Regions from separate parts of the Homo sapiens genome. Here region 2 is linked to region 1. The links are chromatin contacts, found by Hi-C or POLR2A ChIA-PET in ENCODE. All regions are on one chromosome and are shown on one strand. Each heading gives the region's core, a stretch centred on a gene start or an enhancer-like site at or near the end of the contact. The rest is flanking DNA. Distances are from core to core; before and after follow the strand shown. Region 1 overlaps EBF1 (EBF transcription factor 1). Region 2 overlaps EBF1 (EBF transcription factor 1).

Region 1 (5,301 bases), core at 2,462-4,961:
AGAAGCCTGTCTGAACTTTTTCTCTCACATCCCCCATCAAAGTCTGCTTTCTGATCCTTGCTTCTTGGAAGGACACATGTTCAGCATCTTACAGAGCTGCCCAACCCAGAACTGTCTGCATTTCAGACAGAAGAAAAACCTCCAATCATGTCTCATTCATCTTTGCATCACCTGGACCTTTCAGGAGATAGGCACTATATTTTCCACATGCTCCATGTGGAAATACCTTATTCTCCAGAGCAAAATCATAACACCTGGTCCAACAGCATGAACACTCTTAGGGAAGAAGACAGAATGGTCTCCAGACATACAATGAGCACTCAACAAACATTTGTGGTATATGAATTTGTGCACTTCTTGATGGACTCAATGAAGAATCACCAGATGCCTCCTACACCCAAGTACGCAGTAGGTACTCAATAAAGAAAAAAGGATGGACTATCAAGCTTCCCTCCCCATAGGAACTTTACACTCAGCTTCTATAACAGATGCATCTGGTGCCTACCTCACATCCCTGTGTCCCACCTCTGACTTCAGCCACATGTCTGACCCTGACCACAACCTGCTATGTCGTGGCTTCCTTCCACGGCATGCCAACTCTGAAGCAGATGCCCAGCCTGCACACCAGCACCCTGGGACAGCCCTCAACCAAGAGGGGACAGGTGCCAGGAGATAATGCTCTAGCCTCTTGTACTTCTGGAGCCTGGCTCTAGGAGGCACATTTTACTCTGTCCCTTAGAAGATTCCAATGGGACCATGTACCAGCCACAGCAGTGACTCTGATAATACATCACTGCCTTACTTTTTCTTCCTTGCCTTTTTTCCCTCTTCTCTCTCCCTCATTTCCTGCTTCCTAAGATCATGCCCATATAAACTACCTGCATCCAAATCCCTGCTGAAGGTCTAATTTCTGGGGAACTGCAAACTAAGAAAGCCTCTGATCTAAGCCAGCCATTTCAGGATCCACAAGAGACTCTTTCACTCTGGCTGATGAATTCCACACCAAAAACAGGGTGAGGGCCGTTCAGCAACTTTTCAGTTCTGTTGTTCTCTGAGGACATCTGTGGATGTTTTCAGTGGAAGCAGTACACAGTAAGTGCTAAATACACATGTCTTCCAAATTAAATCCAGGTAAAAATCCAGCTTCTTCACAAGTAGTAAAAAGGAGGTAATAATGTACATGGCATCCCAAATTATTCATTTTGTCACACCATTCCCCTGCATTCGTCAGGATTTCATTTGGCTCCTTTTTCCAACCTTAGCCCAGCATGCTAGCAGGTATTTATCAATATATTAAATGCTACTTAAACTTCCTAAAATGATCCCAGAACAGTAAAGGGGAAAAAAGCTTCTGATTTAAAGCTAAACATACACAGCTATCCATTAGCATGACAATGTCTGCATTTTACTTAGACATTGCCATTAATAATGAAATGATGTATGATTTCCACTCCAGCAGCTCTTCCTTCCTTGCACAATCAATTATACATTTAAGAAAATACTTAGTGGATAGAAAGCTCCTCTAATTAAGCATCACTTGAGGGAGCTTGTGAGATTCTTAAAACTAGAAAAGATATCTCAGAGAAGTAGGATGGTGGAGGGAAAAAAAATCCACTCAAAATGTTTGAGTCTTGATTAGACAAACTCTCAGGCATTCTGAACCACTATGAAAGGAAAAACTCACACACACATATATTTTAACCCAATAGACTTTGAGGCGAACTAAATATTCTGCAAAATGTAAAAACTTTCTCTTTGTTCCAGCTAAGAAGCCAGGACTAAATTGAAATTAGATATTTTGGTTGAGATCCAGCCCCAGCCCCAGAATTGCTGTCCCTTTTTTGTCTTCCCTGTCAAAATCATTGAGGAGTTAAGATAGTTGGTTCTTCAGAACTCTGGAAATTGTCCAACGTTAGAATCAAATAGAAATAGCATAAGATTTCCCAGAAGGCAAAACAAGGATGGTTTTCCTCACTAAAATTATTACATATCACATCGTGTTCTTGGGAGGGGTGCTTATCTGGTGATAATCTCCAGAATGATTTTACATCCCGGTTGTCCTACAAAACTAACTCTCTCCGACACAGCACAGCAAATTCATTCAATTTGGTGGGTCCTAACGCTTTCTCTTTCTCTCCCTCTAGAGGCAGAAAATGAAGCACTAAATAAGGTTTAATTTCACGGCATTAAAAACAAAACCAAGGATAAGCCACTCTGACAGGAACAGAAAGCAGGCCTTGGAAGAAGGCAAGGAGTATGTCAAGAAAGTGGATACAGGAGAACCAGGGGACAGCGGGGAGAGAAGTAAACAAGAGGTTCGTTTCTCTTTCTCTCTCTCTCTCTCTCTCTCTCTCTCTTCTCTCTTTTCTCTCTCTCTCCTCTCCTCCCTCTCTCTCTCCTCTCCTCCCTCTCTCTCTCCTCTCCTCCCTCTCCCTCTCTGCATTGCTCTTCCTCTGCCCCTGTATCTATGACTCTGTATCCCTGTCTGTCTCTTCCTCTTGTTCTCTCTTGACTTCTACCCCTCCATGCTTCCCCACCAGGACCATCAGTCCTCCCACAAGGGACTGTCTCCCCTCCTGCCCAGGTGGCTTCTCCTACAAGAGGAGACAACAATAAATTTCCAGGACAATGTACGTGGTGTGGGTGTGATAAACATGTCACCAGAGACAGCAGATGTCCCTTGACTTTAGTGACTTGGCCTTCAGAAGCCCCTCCTTTCTCCAGCTCCCCTGGGCCCCTGAGTCTCAGTCATAGCTCTCAGAACTTTGGTCAACTGTGCTAGGCCACCAGTTACTTTCTGCACACAGGCCATAAGCATGTTTGTAACATACTTGTGCATGAACTCCCTTATAAGGGTTGACTGACTCCTGCCTCCGTTCATCCTGCTAGCCAGTCTGGCTGGGTTCAGCCAGGAGCCCTCCTTCCCCGCCAAGGCTTAGAAGCAAACTCAGAAGAAACCCAGCGGCAAGCAAGAATTGCTCCCGGAGGGAGTAGTGGGTACAAAGCTGGGTGCCTGTGCTCTTTTTAATTCCCCATTCTGGCAAAAAGAAAACCTCAGGTCTGACTTTAGAGCCTTTGACACATAATTGGTAGCCAATTTTCCTAAGTGGTGAGTCAATTTTCTGCTTGTGAAATGTAACTTTACCCTGGTGAACACCAGGCCCCAGGGTTTTCAGTGTGGCTTAACAGCAATTATACGAATGTTAGGAAGGGGGGAAGTGTTAAAGTCCCTACATTTACATTTGTTTTTTATGTTTTTACCTCTTAAAGGGATAGGAGAAGTCTCCTAACCAAGTAACCTATGAAAAACTCACCCAAAGACAGGCACAGGATATCCTGGGAAGGAAAACCATTTTGAAGCCGCACCACAAAGGGTTCCTTTTTTTTTTATTTTAATTCTCAAATATTCTCACAAGTAGTGAGATGTCACGGGGAGGGCACAACATTTAGAGGTCAAGGCATCCTTTTCCTGGTTCCCCTTGGGCTACTTTCTTTGCTCCCACCCTGTCCCCTCTCTCCCCTCCCCAGCCCCCCAAACAAATCCCCCGGTGAGCGCTAGGCCCCGCCTCGGGCCGCATTCCCTCCCCCTCCCCCCCGCTCCCGCAGCCCCCCACCCCCCCACCCCGCCGCCCGGCGGCTGACGGCTCCCGCTCCACATGTGCGACTCGTGTTTCGGCTTTCGCTGGCGACAAACTGGAGCCGGGGCCTTTCCGCTTAGGAGGAACTCGCTACGTGTCGCTAACAACAACACAAACACCGCCGGCCCGGCTCGGTGCTCCGCTGCCCACAGTGCGCTCGGCACCAGGGCTGGATTTATAGCAAGGAGCCCCGACTGTAAGAAGTAATTCATGAGTCCCCACAATGCCACTACTGAGAGGCATTCAGAAGGGGGGGCAAGACACGGGGTGTTCCTGCTCCGTGGCCTCCATCCCAGCCGATCCCGCTTTGCAGTTGTGCACAATCACAATCGCAGCCAGCAGTTTGCCCTCATTCATTTTGCACTTTTTCTTAATAGAGTGGGAGAAAGTCATCTCGGCCACCACCACCCTTTTATCACAATTTGTTGAAACCCCAAGAGGCTTAAAATACGTTCTTTTGCCATTTATAGTTGTAACAGTATTACATACAAATGTGTACACAAATCTGCGTGGTGCACACATACGCACAGGCTCATAAGACACACGCAAAAAAATTATTATTATTATGGGCTCTTCTGGAAGATTTAGTATATTTGTTTCAGAAAGACGTAAGAATTTTAATAAAACTAAACCTTATTTGAGAAGTATCTACCATGAACGCAATTTTGGAAAGGTGCAATAGGAACTAAATAACTGCTGTTAAAAATCATTTAGCTGAGAAAAATATGCATGCTAAGAATTCCACCAAAAAAAAAAGACATTGTATGCCACGTAGGTATATGTGTATTGCTTAGCAGCCACAGAAAACCTCCTATCTCAAATCAAAGAGAAAAACACTACACGTGAAAACTATCCTTTGGACGATTAGACTCCATTCCAAAAGATATAGAAAAAAAAAAAAAACCACAGCAAAAATACACACATGGATCTTTGTACCAGATTCTGTATTAAAAGATTGCTTGTCAGGTCCTATGACTACCTCCCCGAAGTCTGCTCTGTGGTTACAAGGTTTGGTGTTCAGTCCTCTGCAAATCAGTTCGGGGTTTCTCTAAATCTGAGCCACAGCCTGTCAAGATGATCCTTTGCAATACCAGCCTTTTAAATCCCACACTTTTGTTTTTTCTCCCTCGCTCTCAGAGGAATTGTCCTGCCTAGGTCAGCCATTCTAAGCTGGAATTCAGAGACTGGACGGATCCTTTACCATGAGAATTTGGAGCTGCAAACCTTCGGCAGAGCCCTGGGGAGGGATAATTGTTTTAGTGAAGCTCACTGCCTCCTCAGTGGTCCGTGAGACCCTGCTGAGCGTGGCTGCTTACCTTTGGCAGGAACCCAGGGCAGGTTCAGGAAACGGTTCCGTGTTCCTGCCCTTAGCTTTGTGTCAATGAAGCCTGGCACATCTTTTTTGTGGTTGTAATTTAAATGAGACAACCAACTGCACAGCTGTCTCGGTCAAATTATGCAGGGCCATGTGGCCTTTCTTCCATCTTTAAAAAGTCTGGGGCACCTCTGACCATGTTTGAAGGAAGCCCAGGGGAGCAATGACCAACAAAAGGAATAGCGATTACGCCAGCAAAGGATGGAAATTTGCCTAAATGAATATATTAAGGGCTGCGCTTAGAAAATGGAAATGTTAGTTTTTAAATAGAGGCAGAATAGTGTTATG
Region 2 (5,885 bases), core at 96-2,595, 230 kb before region 1:
TTACATTTTGAGGCTGCCTGTCTCCACGACTGTACATCTTCCATAAAGCTATTGCTTAAAGAAGAAACCTCACTAGGCTAAATGGTCCCATAAATATCCAGCCAAAGAAAATCTTGGTATTTATGAATGAAGAGAAAGTACGGGGGAAGACCATTTTCCACGATCTATAGCATGCCAGGATTCACTATCTTTGGACCATGCAAGAGTCTATGAAATAAATTTGCCTTTGTCAACTCTCATACTTGAATTACAGGGTCATTTATCAGAGCACAGGGGTTTGCGAGTCCATGGGTCACATAAGAAAGCCCATGCATGAATGTAAAGCACGATCTCTGTCTCTACTTATACACAGAAAGGTGAGCCACAAAAGGAAACTTCCTCCAACAGTCTGACAAGCAGGATATAAATAGAGATTTGCAGAATAGCCCAAAATAATTCAGGCTACCTGTAAATTAGATGGTAAAAAGTCCAGAATGGGGGAGAACGTAGGTTCCCACAGGTCACAAGAGGAGAACATGCTTTGCCGTCTCACCATGCGGTAGCTGTTTGAAGGCGGTGGGGGGTGGGAGCGGAGACACAGAGGGATGAGGGTGTATGATTCTCAAAGTCTTTTAAACAGAGCATTTTGAAATAGGACTTTTCAACAGCAAAATAAAGTATTACCCTCACATCAACATGAATTAGCATCTAGGTCCACTCCCACACATTACCAATGAAAGAGTTCAATAGTCATCCTTTGCTGAGTAGATATTTATGTGTCAGCCTGAAGTGTCTAAATGAGTGGGTGGTTTTGTGTGGTTGGTTGACTCACTCTGCAGAGAAGCAGATTTCTATGCTATTGTCATTACTAAGAATTTGAACATGTCTACCCTTTCTTTCCACTGGAGAGAAGTGAAATAAGGCTTCGGTGAAGGCAAAGCCCCTTGCTGAAGGAAATAGGACATACCTATGTCCCCAAGGATGGCCAACCACTTACACAGTGAAATGTCACCATTTTTTGAAAAATATAGTAATATGGCCATCTGTGGACTCATAAACTGAAGCAGGTGAATAAAATGCTGACTTTAAAACTTAGAATAATATGACACCCCAACTGAAATATTAACACTCTTAGAAGAGGGAATATCTGAGCTGGGAGGAAGCTTAGAGCTGTGTTGATCCAGAGGTCTCAAACTGTTGACCTGTGGCTGCATTCTTCCTAAGTGGCTTTTTTCCCCCTCTCCTCCCTTCAGTGTCCAAAAATTTTGTAATTAGTTACCAACAATTAAAAATTCACTGTTGCCAAACTGGAACATCTGGCCCCACTTGGGCTCTCATTCCCCTTAGCAACAACTGGCTGGGGCCGAGGGGCACCAGAGCGTGTACTTGCCTGTCTTCTCAGCCTCCACCCAGCCCACTTCCCTATCTACATTACCTGCCCCCACCCAAAGCACAGATTTTTTTTTAAACTCTCCTACAGATCATCACCTTCATTTTAACAAGGAGGAAATCAAGGATCCCAAAAGCTAAAGCGATTTGTCCAAGGTCAAATAGAGGCCAGAGTGAAACTAAATTGAATTTGGGGTTCCTGGTACCTATTTCAAGACCTAGTCCTTTATCATGCTGCAAAATAACGTTACTGATCCTCATTGCCTAGAGGGATCCTTTAGAGAAGGCTATATTCTATGTTTGCTTTTGGTTTTTGTTGGAGGGATAATTTGCCTGGTGTCAGGAGCTTTCTCACTGGCTTCCCAAGAGCAGAAATAGGAGCTGGGTGTGGCCTGAGCATATTTTGAAAGTGTGAACCCAGATTTCAAACTGACAGTCAAGTCTGTCACCAGACTGGGCAGTACCTATTGCAACTAACCACCCACAGTCAAAAACATAACTTCAATCCTTAAGCAGCACTCTCCAAATCATGCCCACTGAGTATTTCCCTAATTTTTTCTTCCTCCTTTCACCTAAACACCTCTAGTCACACAATGCCTTAAGTGACTCCAAGGGTATTATAAAGACAACATTACTGTAAAGTGAGGATCAGAATAATTTTAAGTACAGAAATGGAACTAGGAATGTAATCATGAGCAGGTGTTTGAAATGGCCTCCTGCAAAATGTAATATCCATCCATCTCAGCACTAATGAAACCATAAAGAAGCAGCTTTTGAAAGATGATGGTTTACTTTAAAAAGACTGTAAAACTGGATGTGGTGAAGAATCCCTTCTAAGAGCATTACATCTGGCTAATTAATAAAAAGTACAGTTCGTGTGTTCCATAAGCACAGGGGAAAAAGCCAGGCAAAAATGATGAGAGTGGCGTGTTTATTAAATTGGGATGCTGGCAGAGAAGGGAGTTTTCTACCTTGTAAATTATGGGCAACTCCTGGCCCATGGAAAAAAGCAGGCAATCAGGTGATCATTTGTGTGGTAGTGTTCTGAAAAGAATCTTGCTGACCCTAGCAAACTGGAAAGGGAAGTGAGGGAAATGGGTTGAGAGTTTGAGGCAATTGAAGAAAGTCTAATATGGTGACTGGTATCCAGCAGAGCCTCAGTCACTCATTCTTGGATGGACGGATGGACGGATGGATGGATGGATGGATGGATGGATGGATGGATGGATGGATGGATAGATGGATAGATGGATAGATAGATGAACGGATGGATGGATGAGTGGAGAGGAGGAAGAGTGGATATATTACACACACACATGCAGCACTGAAAAATTCAGGCGTGCCCCTAACCCAACCCATGGTTCTTCTGAGTGGCATTCACTTTCCTTGATTCAAATTTTTATCTGGTTTCCTTCAGTCCTCTCAAAGGCACCACTGATTAGCCATAATTCTCAAGACAAATGGGATTTCTCCCTACCAAAGTCTACTTACAGACAGCAAGTTCTATCACATGGTGAAGAGGTAAGAGTTAGGTACAGGGCACAGGAGGGACATTTGGTCTGGGCTTCATATTCAGAAAGCACCTCCAACCTCGACATTGAACCTGATCTCCAAATGAAGTTCAACAGGTGGTCACAGAGATACACCAGGAGGGTGGTAAAGAGGATGGGTTCATTATAAAACCTCAATGGTCAATTATAAACATGTCAAATATATCACAATTTTAGTGATACCAAATTGTGTGGCCTTTCCTTATTTTTCCCTTGGATTGGCCTTTCCTTATTTTGTAATCCAGTGGGAGCTTAGAATAAAGCAATGGTCCAGGCCTCCTTCTTTCTCTCAACCTGAAAGGAGGCAATATCAGCCATTTCCAGAGTAGAGAGTGGTCCCACAAGAAAGGTGGGCCTCAGAGATATTTTCCTGTCTTTAAATATTTGCCACCATATGTTGAAGAGAAAAAACCCTAGAGGACCAATCTTATTCAAAAAGACTTTTGAAATTTGAAACAGAATAGAACATGTGGTGGAGTGGAAGAAAGAAACCAAATATATTCACAGTTAAAGTAGCAATGCCAACCAATGAAAATGATTCGCCTACCATGTTCCAGATAAGAGGGCGTACCTTCCGAGGGGTCAAGCCTCCGAGCCCTCCGCCCATGCTTGGAATTATTATGGACAAACATGTTATCAGAGACTGCCAGGACATGGCCATCCACATTGACTGTCGTAGACACCACGACCTGGAGACATAAGAAAGAAATGAATGAACATTTTAATATAAAAGCGTGGTGGGTAATAAACTCAAGTTAAATAAATAACAGCTGGGAGCTGAAGAAAATTGCATAGCTATTTCACATAATAACTGGTGCTTATGCTGTACAAGTCTAACAAGAGGAGCTATTGATGAGTGGGTCTTTGGCATGGAACGCTTTTGATGCAGTTTTAAGTAAAATTGCACAGTTTATAGTTATACAGCAGAAGGTACACTGTTAACCATAATTTTAACAAGAGGATCTTTATTAGCATATTTTTTTACACAAGGGTGGTTGTGTTTCACCTAAATTACCCTTCAGTTTAGACACTGAAGCATATATCACAGTTGATCATGCAAATAAAAATCTTTTGAATCTTTAAAATATTTCTCCCCACTGTGTCAGGGTTAAGAGGATAGAGAAATGAAAAAGATTTCAGTAAGAGCAGGGATGCATTTTTCTCTCCTGGATGTCTTTTTGAGATTTCTTGTACGTTTTTCTTTCCACATTAGTTTGGTTCATCAGACCAAAGTCCCCCTCACTACTATTACCATCACCCCACCCCAAAAAATTCCTGCTAATTAAGGGTCTTAGATCTGTTTCAAATTAAAAAAAAAACTGGTGGGAATGGCCCAAGACATAATTTAGACACTGAAACCATCTCATAAAGTGACTGTGAACCCAGTTTGCCAGAAGAGACACAGGCAAAGATGTTGTCTCAGAGAACTTTGACTAAAACAATGAGAAGAAATGACCTACGCTTCTCCTTATATTAAATGGGGAAAGGGATTAAAACTGAAACCCACAGAGATATGTTTATTCATGCGACCTCTTACAACCAAATATAATAATTGTCTGTAATTGCAGCTTCAGCTCCCACCTCATGCTTTGACATGGGAAACAGCAATCAGCCCGCTCCCGTTTAATCCACCTATTATGTTGACTAATTAACTTTGCTCGACAGTTTATTTCTTCCTCCATTATCAGCCCCTGTCAGCCGCAAGCACCCTGCAGCATAGGGGAAACCTCAGGCTCTTTGATTGATCACCGATAGATTGACATGCAGATTAATTTAATTAGAATCACCTCACTTGAGAAATGAAAGACAATGGCAAGAGGGCTAATAGATCTGCTCTCATAATGAGGCGAGCCTCCAGAGCGAAGGCTGAGGATTTCTGATTTATTTTGCTCAATTCCCCAGTTGCTTGGAAAGACTCTCGCTTTAATTGTTCTTGGTTTTGAGAGGCATTAGCCTCTGAAGAGGTGAACCGCTTTACAAGGGTTGGCACAGATGGAGGCCTCAGTTTCTGAGGAAGCCTTTTCTCCAAGTTGGCTGAAGGGGGCATCGACTTCTGAAGAGTCTTGTGTAACACTCTTTCATCAGCTAAGCTGGGCAGAGGGGAAAACGCCAGGCCCTGGCCTATGCCTGTGAATTGTCAGCTTGGACGCCAGTCCCCACAGTCTTCCCATACTTAAAAGTTCCACTGTCCTCCTCGTTGACCTAAGTGCATCCTGGCAAAATACGATGAATTTCCTTTCCCAGAGCCTCAAAGATGCCCACGAATTGCAGGCTATGAACACATCACCCATACTAGTAGCATAAGGTTGATTTTGTTTTCTAAATCTACTTAATTAAAATGCATAGGAAACAGTTGAGAGTTCAATCAGGGAATCAGAGTATTCTCCTTAGCCACTGTGAAACCCCAAATTCCATCTAGAACAAATCATTTGGGGGATGACATGTAAGTTTGATGCAGAAGTTTGCAGAGTGGTTCTTCTCTTTATTCATGATTGACCAACCAGATCTGACACAGCCTTATGTGTAAACACAGCTTGTATGTTTACAGGTTAATTTAAAAGAAAGAAGAAGAGAAGAAAACGGTCTACTATTTTGCCTTCAAAAACTATCATATGCAGTGGCAAAGTCAATATTATTTAAGGCAACAGAAATTCACTTTTCTTTTTAGAGAGACGACTTCTTAGGACTTACAATTACATAACAGAGCTGGGTCTTTCAAAGAAATTTTGATTTACTATGAGACCACAATTGAGCGGTCACTGGAGTCGTTAGCTGAAGAAACTATAAAAGGAATCCCAAACCATATCTGTTTTCAGTGTCAGGAAATACAGAAAGTGGTTATTCTAGATGTCTGTCTTAGGAGGAAAAAAAAAAAACAATGACAATTCACCATGCACCTGTAAGACACAAGCTCTACAAACTTAAGGCTTAAAATATTCAGTATGTTTCAAAGACACTGTCATCTAA

What was found. Hi-C counts contacts between places; a loop is a spot of excess contacts on that map. ChIA-PET counts read pairs that join two places held with the same protein, here RNA polymerase II (POLR2A). Pooled maps may share reads with other maps.
Region 2: a pooled map shows a loop between it and region 1 (4-fold over the local background). The contact joins two enhancer-like sites. A Hi-C loop is called at or near these places in 1 of 168 maps with a recorded cell type or tissue (OCI-LY7), 19 of 37 single-sample maps with no recorded cell type and 7 of 50 pooled maps. POLR2A ChIA-PET finds 5 or more read pairs at or near these places in 3 of 52 experiments (B cell, GM12878 and OCI-LY7).

The regions. Positions count from the first base shown.
Region 1 is chr5:159,047,825-159,053,125 of GRCh38, forward strand. The region is part of intron 6 of EBF1 (EBF transcription factor 1); the gene reads right to left. Among named protein-coding and RNA genes, the nearest start is that of EBF1, 49 kb to the right of the region's middle. Within about 2 kb of position 3,712, at least 23 of the 41 ENCODE cell types and tissues checked have a DNase peak (open chromatin) inside an H3K27ac peak, as active enhancers do; they include B cell, GM12878 and OCI-LY7, where a contact is called at or near this core.
Region 2 is chr5:158,819,711-158,825,595 of GRCh38, forward strand. EBF1 (EBF transcription factor 1) reads right to left here. Exons shown (of 16, transcript NM_024007.5): 8 at 3,466-3,607. Among named protein-coding and RNA genes, the nearest start is that of EBF1, 280 kb to the right of the region's middle. Within about 2 kb of position 1,346, at least 4 of the 41 ENCODE cell types and tissues checked have a DNase peak (open chromatin) inside an H3K27ac peak, as active enhancers do; they include B cell, GM12878 and OCI-LY7, where a contact is called at or near this core.